Regions from separate parts of the Homo sapiens genome. Here regions 2 and 3 are each linked to region 1. The links are chromatin contacts, found by Hi-C or POLR2A ChIA-PET in ENCODE. All regions are on one chromosome and are shown on one strand. The core of a region is the stretch at or near the end of the contact, and the rest is flanking DNA. Distances in the headings are between cores, read along the strand shown.

Evidence for each region. Hi-C counts contacts between places; a loop is a spot of excess contacts on that map. ChIA-PET counts read pairs that join two places held with the same protein, here RNA polymerase II (POLR2A). Pooled maps may share reads with other maps.
Region 2: a map of endothelial cell of umbilical vein shows a loop between it and region 1 (6-fold over the local background). The contact joins the enhancer-like site here to the promoter of NPAS2 in region 1. A Hi-C loop is called at or near these places in 12 of 168 maps with a recorded cell type or tissue (ascending aorta, cardiac septum, endothelial cell of hepatic sinusoid and 7 more) and 8 of 50 pooled maps.
Region 3: a map of heart left ventricle shows a loop between it and region 1 (4-fold over the local background). The contact joins the enhancer-like site here to the promoter of NPAS2 in region 1. A Hi-C loop is called at or near these places in 31 of 168 maps with a recorded cell type or tissue (Caco-2, HepG2, PC-9 and 18 more) and 22 of 50 pooled maps. POLR2A ChIA-PET finds 5 or more read pairs at or near these places in 5 of 52 experiments (A549, AG04449, HepG2 and 2 more).

Annotation. Positions count from the first base shown.
Region 1 is chr2:100,818,062-100,821,794 of GRCh38, reverse strand. NPAS2 (neuronal PAS domain protein 2) reads right to left here and starts at 1,656. Exons shown (of 21, transcript NM_002518.4): 1 at 1,381-1,656.
Region 2 is chr2:100,922,771-100,926,503 of GRCh38, reverse strand. NPAS2 (neuronal PAS domain protein 2) reads right to left here. Exons shown (of 21, transcript NM_002518.4): 3 at 1,210-1,358. Among named protein-coding and RNA genes, the nearest start is that of NPAS2-AS1, 53 kb to the left of the region's middle. RefSeq lists an enhancer at 1,486-1,555. Within about 2 kb of position 1,648, at least 14 of the 41 ENCODE cell types and tissues checked have a DNase peak (open chromatin) inside an H3K27ac peak, as active enhancers do; they include ascending aorta, endothelial cell of umbilical vein and heart right ventricle, where a contact is called at or near this core.
Region 3 is chr2:100,886,265-100,889,997 of GRCh38, reverse strand. The region is part of intron 1 of NPAS2 (neuronal PAS domain protein 2); the gene reads right to left. Among named protein-coding and RNA genes, the nearest start is that of NPAS2, 68 kb to the right of the region's middle. RefSeq lists an enhancer at 1,551-2,320. Within about 2 kb of position 2,163, at least 4 of the 41 ENCODE cell types and tissues checked have a DNase peak (open chromatin) inside an H3K27ac peak, as active enhancers do; they include PC-3, PC-9 and stomach, where a contact is called at or near this core.

The sequences.
Region 1 (3,733 bases), core at 407-2,906:
ACTTTTTCCTTTAAGGACATCTTAGTGGCAGGAAGATGGAGCTAGTGTGTGCGCTTGAATGTGAACAGTGCCTCCCAAGGAGGGCAGCTCTGTGTTTAATGCAAGCCATAATTAGTTGGTCAATTCACTGATGGGGACCAAGCTACAGTGAGAGAGAGATGCTGGCAGAGATGTCTTGCTGGGAACTACTTTAGAACTAATTACCTGGGAAGTTCAAACAGGAAAAACCTTTCTATTAAGGAAAATAAGGTTTGGGTTCTAAATGATCAAGACGGTTTAGCTCGTCTCTGCTGATTAAGTTAATTTAATAAGTGATCAATGTTTTACCTGTAGGAAAACAGGCTAACCACTTTAATGAAGTTGGGGTGGATGCCAAAGCAACGCGTAAAGACGAAACTCCTCTCCGGGACCCTCCTGAACACCTGTTGAACTCCAGGGCTTCTAACTTTCCGTACTAAAGCCTCCCGGACACAAGCTCGGGAGTGTTTAGACTTTGTGGAAGTGCGTGCGTATATTCAAGGTTTCCATCTTGCTTAATCAACAAAACTAGTTACTAATTATTTATGAATCACAGGGCTGAAACAAACTTTCTTACCTTGAGCAATTAAGGAGTGGCAAGCAGAGGAGCGGGACTGGTTCTGAATTTAGCCGGGTGGTGCCTGTCCCTTCCCTGGTTACCGACCTGCCCAGCTCTTCAGAAAGGTCAAAGGTGCGTCCCTCCTCGGCTGGGAAAGGGGCACATCTCCCAACAAAACCATACGCATACATCCAACCTGGGGAGCTCCGGAGTTGGGGTGGGGGGGCGGCAGCGACGTGAGGAGCCAGGCTGCACGCTGTCTGCGCACACGGGGGTTGGGGGCACCGATTCCGCACCCAATCCGGCCCGGAACCAATTCCGACCCAGGGACTCCGAGAGACCGCGGGCCCAGGGCGCGCACGCCGCACTCTCCGGGGGTCCAGGACGCCCGACGTTTCGGAGGGTAGCGCGATGGGTCTCGAAGACAACCACGGGCAATCCCCAAAGCTGTTGCCCTGGGGCACGATCCTTCTCCACCCTGTCGGACACCCCGAGGACCCCCAAATTCCGAGGCTCGGATGCCCAGTCCTCTGTCTTCTGCGTCGAGACGCGCCCGGAGCCCACCGGCCCAGCGATTGCTACCTCCTGCAGGACGCGAAGCCCCCAGCGGCCTGACTGTGGAGGGGAACCCACCTCTCCGCGCCCCCGCGTCCGGGGTCCCCGGTGCCGCGCAGCCTCGCGCCTGAGCGCCCCTCCGCCCCCGCGCGTCCTCCACGCTGGCGAGCAGGTGACCGAGTCCTGCGACCCCGCGCGCACGTACTACCCACCCTGGGTCCCCCGCGCCCCTAGGCGCGGCCCCTTACCTCGGAGCGGGCCGGAGCGGCCCCGCGGGGCCGGGCGCGGACTGGGCCGGGGAGACGCGCCTCCCGCCGCCGCTGGGAGACGAGGCGGCGAGCGGGCGCGGCGAGCTCCTCCCGGGCGGCGGCGGGAGGCGCTGCTCTAGCTGCTGCCGCCGCCGCCGCCGCCGCCGCGGCTGCGGGTCTCCGGGCTCCGCGGCCGCCGCTCCTGGGCCGCAGCCGCGCGGGTCCCTCGGCTCCTGCGAGAGGCCGGCTGCTCGCGCGGCAAACTCTTCCGCACGCAGAGCCGGCGGGGAGAGCCGCCTCCGCCTCTGCCTCCTCCCCTGCCTCCTCCCTCCACCCTCCTCCCTCTCCACCTCCCCCTCCTACCCCCACCCTCCTCCTCCTCCCCTCGCCTGCCTCCGCCTGCGGGGTCTCTCCTGGCCCCGACCCAGCCTGGGACAAGCACCCCGCGCGCGCCGCAGGCAGACGGACCCCCGGCCCCCTAGACCCCCGGCTTCCCTGGGCGGCGCAGACACCCGCGAGTCCCCAGGCCGCCGCAGCCTCTGCTGGGCTGCCAGGGACGCGCGGCGGGGTCGGGCCTGGGGCGCAGGGTCGGGGTTGGGCGCCGGGGCTGGGGGAGGGGGGGGTTGTGCTTCCAGGTGAGCCGGCCCAGAGGAGAGGCAAGTGGACTAGAGGCTGCCAGCCGAGGTCCCATTAAAGTTGTCACTCGGGGGGAACAAGGAATCTGCCGCCCCCGCCTAGTGTAGACCCTCGCAGTGCGGGCCGCCACCCTGCTGTCCCGCGCAGGGGATGAAGGGGGACGAGCACGCGACTGTCACCCCCTCCACACTGTCCTCCAGGGGCAGGGTTGCGCGCAGGTCTCGACCCAGGGCACAAAGCGCGTCTCTGCGGGGACCACTGCGATTTCTCAATGAGCGGCGGGGGTGCGGCCCGGGGGCAGGTGGGAGGCGGGGGTCGGGGAAGATGCGGGCGAGCGGTGGTCGGCGGAGGACAGCAGCGACTGCTGGGGAGGAATAACCAGTGCCTGTCCTAAGGCGAACGTAGCTGGTCCGGAAAATGGGTCAAGGATGGAAAGGAACCGGCTAATTGCCCCCCTCCCCGGCAGGGGCACGTGGGGTGTGGGGCTGCGGCCAGGAGCGGGCACTTGGAGCTCCACTCTGCCTCTCCCTCCCCTCCTCCGCTGCCCTCCTCTCCTTTTGCACCAGTGCAGGAAATGTTCCACTGACCTACATATTTTTCCAAACATACGTGACCTTTTTTTTTTTTTCCTCTGTGGGAGGAGACAGGCGAGAATCCAAGAAAAAGAAGCTGGAGAGAGAGGCGCGCGCGAGAAACAGGGAGGATTTTACCAAGGTTCCCGCAAACGCCAAGCGGAGGGAGGCAGAGGTACAGGAATAATCCCCGGGTGCCGGGGCTGCTGTCTGATGCCCTTCGGGGCTCCAAGACAGAGCCGGTGAAAACCGGAGACCGTGTGCCCCGCCGAGGTCCGGAAACGTGGCCGGTTTCCCCTTCACCTGGGCGGCGGCGTTCACAGCGGGGAGGCGCCTGGGTGGAAGCCCGGGAGAGGGGAAAGGTCCCCCTGCCCGCTCCCACGAGGTCTCCGCTCCCCTGGCCTAGGTGCCTGGCCTGGCGCAGCGCTCCGAGCGTGGCAGCCTTTTCCGGACGTCTCTCCGTCCCTCTTACATTCCGGCAAGTGGCCCTGGAAGGAAAGCGCCCCCGCTGGCCCTTTTCTGTCATACTCGATTTTGTGGCCAGAAGGGGTCTCCTAGGGCCTTTGCCCCAAGCGCGCCAGGCCCCCGCGGTGGACTGGGGGTCGCCCCGGACGCTGTTCCTCTCGCTGTCTCGTCCTCTCCCTCGAGTTTGAGACGTGCCCTCTCCCTCGCAGATCCGACCAGCAGCGCCTTATTTGGGCATGCAACCCCACACCGTCAATTAGATCAAAACGCTCACACAGAGCTCCTTTTTACCCCCCCTGTAAAGTAGGTCATTCTCTTTATTTCCCACTTGTATTATTTGTGTCTAATTCTCCTCCTGAAAAATAATCAGCTGCAAGGAGCTTTGAGCATCCTAAGAGCAGCTGTTATTCTCAGGCTTGCTTCTGACTTGGAGGGCTTTTCAAGAAAGAGGAGGAGGCATTTGGCCTGTCATGATTTTGAAGTCCCTCCCTTTCCAAAAGAAGAAACTTTTGTTTGATGGATTTTATTTTGCTTTGTTTTTCTACCCCGTCCTTTTCCTCCAGGCAAGTAGGTTTCACCCCGCCTTTAGAGCGTGGCCATGACTAATATTACTAAAGGATGAAATTGTGTACTTCTAACCGGTTTTAAAGCATTATTTAAAGTCACCTCCCTTCCTTTTT
Region 2 (3,733 bases), core at 399-2,898, 100 kb before region 1:
AGATATCACTTCATACCCACTAGGGAGATTATATTAATAATAGTCATAATAAAAGAAGACAGTAATAAGTGTTGCCAAGGATGTGGAGAAATTGGAACCCTCATACATTGCTGCTGGGAATATAAATAGGTACAAGCCACCTTGGAAAACAGTTTGGCAGTTCCTCAGAAAGCTAAACACTACCATTTAATGCAGCAATTCCCCTCCTAGGAATACAAACAAAAGAAGTGAAAACATATATCAACTCAAAAATTTGTACATGAATGTTCACAGCAGCATCATTCATAATTTCCAAAAATTGTAAACAACCCAAATATCCATCAACTGATGAATGGTTAATCAAAATATGATATTAATATATCCATACAATGGAATATTGTTGGTCCATGAAACGGAATGAAGTACTCACACATGCTAAAACACAGATGCTACGTGAAAGAAGCCAGATACAAAAAGACCACATACCGTATGATTCTACTTGTATAAAATGCCTAGAATAGGGGAATTGATGGAGACAGAAAACAGATTCGTGGTTGCCAGGATCTGGAGGGAGGGGGAAGAATGGGAAATGATGGCTAATGGATACAGGGTTTCTTTTTTGGCATGATGAAATTAGAGAGTGGTGATGGTTACACCACCTTGTGAATATACTGAAGACCACTGCACTCTACACTTTAAAATGGTGAATTTTATGGTATAAACATTATATCTCAATAAAAACAGAATGAATGTGACATTAAGAAAATAAATTCTTTTCAATGTATTTTTTCATGATGTAGCGCAAAAGACCAAAGAGTTCGAGGGCAGTGGCAGAGAGGGATGAAAAGGCCCACATAGTCTGATCCCACAGGAAGTGAGTATTCAGCCACTGCATCTGTTCAGCATTGAATAAAAGACACTTGTTCCAGGGATTTTTGATCAAGATGTTGTCACTGTGAATGCCACGCTGCTTCGGCTGGGTGCTACCTGTGAGGTTGTTTTGGATTCTCTCGTCTGGCTTATAATGCAATTGGGAGGTGTGTGCCCTCTCCCCACCCAGCCAGAGACGGGCTGATAGAGGGTGGAGTGTCTTTACAATGGGAAGCCCTCGACCGGTAAGGCTGGGCCTGGCTGGGGAGACAAAACCAACCAGGCAGCCCAGATTGGTGAAGTCATCACCACATGGACGGGGCAGGGTGGAAAAAAAACAGAGAGAAGGGTGACCTTTACCATTGTGTTTCTGCAAAAATCCGATGACCTTTTCCAACACGGTGGTTTTGTCCATTTTCCGCGTGTTGCCAGGGAGCATGGAACTGAGCTCTTTGATGAGAACATTGAACTGGTCCCGACGCTTCTTCTCAGACTTGTTTCGAGAAGCTCTGTAAACACAAAACGAGCAGGTTACTGGAACATTCCACGTCACAAAGGCTTTGTGATGAAACAAAAGCACTTTCTATTAGAGCACATTCTATTGTGATCATCTATCTTATCAAAAAACTCTTTCAGGAAGGTCACGCTGGCCACATTTCCAAGGCAGGAGGATAGAAAATGTTTTGCTAGACTCTTGGCCACAAAGACAGACAGCATTAATAACCAGTAAGTTCTGACTCAGACGCAAAATCTGACAGATTAGCTCTGAGGCCGGATGCTGCTCATTCGGATCTCATAGAGCTTTCACTTTCAGAGAGCAAAGGACACACTGCTGACTGAGATGGCTGTGCTCGGAGAGCCCTTCCTAAGACTCAAACCAAGTCCCCTTCAATCCAGAACACCCAGCCTGGTTCCAGGGCCCACGGGGTGGCCAGGTATCCCGTGTGCCACCAGTGCATATGTCCTGGCCCCTGCTCCAAAGAGCTCATCGCCCTGTTGGGGGAGGCAAGACACACCCTGCCTACAACAGCCAGGGCTGTACAGACCCAGGGCAGAGGTATGACAGGTACTGCACCATGGCTGTCAAGCTGCTAAGAGCAGACGAACACTTTTTAAAATGACATGGAGGAAAGTTAAACACATATTACTAAGTTGGAGAAGCCAGTCTGAAAAAGCTACACACTGTATGATAGCAAGTATATGACATTCTGGAAAATGCAAAACTACAGAGACAGCACAAAGATCAGTGGTTGCTAGGGGTTAGGAGGGATGAACAGAGGATTTTTAGGGCAGTGAATCCACTCTGTATGACACCATACTGGTGGATGTGTGTCAACACATTTGTCTAGACTTGGAGAATGTACAACACAAGAGTGTGCCTTGATGTTAACTCTGAATGGTAACAATGTATCAGTGTAAGCTTATCAGCTATAACTAATGCACCACTCTGGTGGGGGATGCTGATAATGGGGGAGGCTGAGTGTGTCTAGGGAGGGCTCAGGGGGATATGGGAACGCTCTGTGTCTTTCACTCAGTTTGTCTGTGAGCCTAAAAATGCTCCAAAAAATAAAGTCTATTTTAAATAAGTGACACCCTGTGCTGCACACTTATAGGAGAGATCAAAGGGAAGCTGCTTGGTTAGAGAGGAGGGGCCTCCCCCAAGCCACCCAAGCACCTCTGAGGACCCTGAGATCCTCAGGAACTTGAGTAGGGAATCGTGGCTCTCAGGAATGCTCTAATTAACAACGAACAAGGAACACGTGATGCAAAAAGCCCTCCTGAAAAGTCCGGAAGCAGTGCTACTCGAGGGGCCTCCATCTTCAATGACACGCCACAGGCCCTTCATCAACAATCCACGTATTTGAAGGTGATCCAGGGCTGAGAAAGCTGGCTCACTCCTCCCCAGTTCACTGAAGACAGACTTGTTCCAGAAGTCAACTCTCTGAGAGAGAACAGGGGCCCCAGAGGCCAGGCCCATAAAACATTGCTGCTTTTCCAGGCACCTTGGGCCCGGGGTCATGGTTCTCAGGGGAGCAAATCCTTCACCAGGAGGCTCCTGGCCAATGTGTGGTCAGGACAGAGTGTGCTGCTGGATTCTGATTCACCTCCCTTGGAGCAGGTGTAAGTATCTATAGGTAACAGTATCAATAAACAGCCCTTGGACACAAAAGGACGTATTTCCAAAACCCTTTCCCTAGACATCACGAGGACCATAACCACTCAGTTTGCCCCTGCCTAATTGCACACAACCTGCCTTTATTTCAACACACATGTTCACAACCCATCTTTTACCGGTCCTATCTCAGTTTAGGCTGTTTCCTGATAACATTTGGGCAATTCTTCAAAGCTCAGCTAACGTGTGTGGTCACTACCCTTTACCTAGGGGTCTTTTCCTGCCTCTCCCCTCCTCCCTGTCTGTTCTTGGCCTTCTACAAAGGCCCTGTCCCTCGCCGAGCCACTCTCTTTACCTGCACTCTCTCACATCACACACTAACTGCAGGCGTGGCAGCAAGATGTTGCGGAGTCTTGTTGCTAGTCCAGGCTAAAAGACCATGTTCAAACACATGGGAGAGAAGAAAGGAATCCTTTAACTTTCAGAGTGAATGTCTATGCATTATAAATAATTTTTTGGCCTAGATTTTAAAGAGTGACATGCAACCTCCTTAGCCAAAAAAAGCTCTGTTCCTGTCCTAGTTTGCCCATTATAAATTATTTGTGAGCTGATAACACCCAGCTCATTACTGCTCTGTTCTCGTCTTCAATGGGTGTAATGACGACCAACATGGCCTGGTAGCAACTCCGACGAAGGCTCCTATCGTTAGTGACAGAGACACAAGCTTGTTTCCATCCGCCTCCGGCTGGGACACACTGTGGTGTCCACTGG
Region 3 (3,733 bases), core at 914-3,413, 68 kb before region 1:
ATCCTTCTAGTTGCTCTACATATCCCTCCCCGCCCCCGAACATGCCCACCCCACGCTCTCAATCTCAGGGGACGTCTCCAAGGCATCTACACAAATCTACACAATGATGCATTCATACGGAAAATGGCATTAATTCACCATTTTTAAAAAGTCAATTAAAAAGTAAAAAGCATTGAGATGTATCTGCTAGGTCACCAAACTGACAGGTTGCTGCTTTTCTTTTTAAAATCTGAGTTGTCTGAAAACCCTGGTTGGTTGTGTTGGATGCAGGCCCAGCTGGGAATTTGGGATCCATTGGTGATTGCTGCCTGGTGAGGCCTTTCTCCCACCACCTTGATAAAACTAGATCCTAATCCACAGAGTGAACCAACCCTAGACATGCCTCTCCCAAAACCCCAACCAGCCCAACTTCAGGATATCCGGTGTGGTAAAAATGTGTGCATGGATCAAATACACAAGAACAAAACTAATGTCAGGAAGACCAACCAGTAGGCAGAGAAGCTGGGATGTGGGGATCATAGGTCAGTAGGGAAAAAAACTGGTCGTCTCCTCGAATGTCACACGGCAAAGGGCATGTCTCTGCCTGTGCTAGAAGAGCCACTGGATACAGGGTGAACCTCAACAAACAGAAAGCCCCGTGGCAAGCCCTTCCCAAGAGCTTACAGCTCTCCCTAGTGAGGGGCTTAGGCAATGTAGGGCCGAGTATTTCCATTTTCCCTCTTCGAACACCAAGACTCAGAGTCCCATGCAGGTATTCAACAAATGTTTGCTGAATGTCTAAAGAAGAGCTACTGCCTTAATTGAGTGACAAACATTACCATCACCGGTAATGGGACAGGTAGAAATGACTGACTTTTATGTCATCTCTAGGTCATCTGGGTTTTGCCTCAGCAGGACTAGAAATCTCCAGTTTCTCAATGTCCATTCAGATATTCATGTTGTATATTAAAGATGTTTTAGATCCCTCTCCTTACATCTGTCACTCTGCCTCTGAATAATGCTGGGGAAACTGCAAGAGAAAAGAGAAGTACATATTTTTCTTTTTAAAAAGAGACTGAGTTCCTCCTTCTGCAAATGTCTAAAGAAGTGGCCCCAGTTAAGGCATAATTCACCCACTGGCCCGATTCCTCCTCCAAAGCTCTGGGTGGTGGCTTCGGGGTGTCAAGGAGAGTCCAAGACATGTCCGCCTGAGTCAGAAGTCATGGCATCAGAATTAGAAGGCACAGGCCCAGGACCCAAGGCATGTTGCTACACACAAAATCCATGAGCTTGAGAGATAAACTACACATGAAGCTCTGGCTAGTGGTTTTCTTGTACATTAGCTTATTTAATCATGACAGTCTGGGTCTGATCTTAACTATTTTCCCCTGAACAACTCTAACAGATACTATCCTATGTTCACAGGCAGCAATATAGCAATATTTCAGCAAAGAATAAAGGTAGTAACTATGGGGTGGGGGGATAACATGTACATCTACTAGCACTTCACATGGTTCCATATCGTAGCATTCAAACCCTCAGATGACAAGCTGCCAGTCTGTGACTTTAGCCCCATCCTCATCACATTGTCCCCCTCTCCAACACTTTCTACCCTACTAGCGCATCTTCCTCCGCCCCCACGGCTCATCCCTATCCTCTTCTGTTTCTGCTTCTCCTTGGCTTTAGCTGTTCACAACCCTCCCCCACTGGATGGTAAACCCCTCAAGCACAGGCATGGGTCCCACCCTCCTGGCATCTCTGCAAGTGGCTGATGTTCTTAGGGCTTAGTATAGAATATGAAGAGCTTCCATTTAGGAATCTGTGTTTAAAGTTTGGAAAGAAGCCTGGCATTGGTTCCCGCAATAATTCATCCTAATGCAGGATCTCTTCGGGAGAGGCTGAATATGGGTTGCAGGATGCCCCTGTGCTTGGACCTGGACTCAAGCCATCCTGGGTGCTGGGCCCTAACTCTGCAGACTAAGGGCAAAAAGGGCAAACAGATTCAACCACACTCACTCAGAAGACTGCCATCTGTATGACTCGGAAAGCAACTTGCTCTGCCCAGCCCCTCTGGATGAGGCTAAACAGGCTTAGCCTGCTGTGGGCAAACAAGAAAAGTAGGTCAGCTTGACAGCCCAGTTCTTCCATGGTGATGAACTAATGATGCGAATGCAGGGCCCGTTCGCGGAGAGGGGCGGTGCCGGCACCAGCCCAGGCCCTCGGCTGATCCCAGACCCAGCCTGGGTGGCTCATGCCAGCCTGTGGATGGCAGACAGGGGACCCGGGTAAGAGGAAAACCCAGAGAACACTTGGGAAGATGGCTCAAAAAAAAAAAAAGAAAAAGAAAAAACTGCAGAAAAACAACTGTGTAAATTGACACATTGCCATTTCCCTGTTATTAAAGACACATGAATTCATGTCTGTATGGTGCTGTGATACTTGCACAGGCTGCTGGGCCTGCACGGGTGCATTATAGTGATAATTTGCACGAACACTGCTGAGAAACCGTGGTGCTACCTCCCAGCTCGCCTGCATGACGTCCTCTCCCCTCACCTCTCCGTCAGCCACTGGCAATAACAAGAGGCTCACTGGAGCTGAGGACGGACTTGAGTCAGTGGTTCAGTGGTGCCAGGATTGGTGGGCACAAGGCCCCATGCCACGGAGGAGGCCACTGCTCTGTTCCTGCTGTTCCTGCATCCAGTCTGGGCTGTAGCTGTCCGACAGAAAGGCTTCCACTTCTGGCCTCTCTGGCTCAGAAGCTGGAACGCTTTGAGGGAATTCCCCTGAGTCTCAGGTGCTCTACTTATAGGAGCTAGTGTCTGGATTGGGGTTGTCTCAGGAGGGCCCAGCACAAACCTGGAGGCTAATGCTGGGGTCCTCAGGAGGCCAGTCCTGCTTCCTAGGGCTCATAAGAGGACAGTGGCCTTGCAGCCCAGGCCAACGAGGAAGCAAAGGAATCTGTTCAAATGCAGTTATGTATATTTAGAGCCCTTTCTTCCTCAAAATGCTGGACATTTTTCCCCTTTATGTCACGTTTATAACAAATGTATTAGAAGGTTCTGTCAATCAACATTTTAGAAACATTCAAATCTAAAAACTCATGACTCTGGGAATGTTTACCCCACCTCTTCCAGGAAACGACCTTGTCTGAAAGTTTTGTCTTTGGCATTTTTAAGAACTGAAGGAAAGAGCTGACATCATTTCTTCCTCCTTTCTCTCTTTCTCCTGTCCCTTGGCCTTTGTTCATGAATTCATCTAGAGGATATTAAAGGAGATGGGAAATCTACCATTTATGAAGAGAGGCAAGGACTCTCGCATAACGTGGGAACAGTCCTGAAAGATCCTGGCTTCTAATCGTGACTGTTGCTTAACTAGCTTAGGCAAGTTCCTAACCCTCTCTGCCTCAGTTTCTCCCCTTCACAGGCCATCTGTGAGACCTGAGAACACAATCCCTTAAAGCAGCTAGAATGTGGGACAGCATAAAACTCAATGAATTGTTAGCTCAGGTGGTGGCTACTATCACAATGCAAAAAAACAACTCCAAAGGCATATTTAAATGCTTCTACATTTAAATAACAGATCCTAGCTATGGACATCAACTATCTTCATATTTAAATTCCCAAGATATTCACCAGCTACCAGGGAGCCTGCAGAGCAAGTCCTTTTATGTGCAGACCTCGGGATCCAAAAGGTTGCTGGATAGGAGACCTTGGCTTGTGTAACAGTGTTTTCCTGAAGAGCTGAAGACAAACAA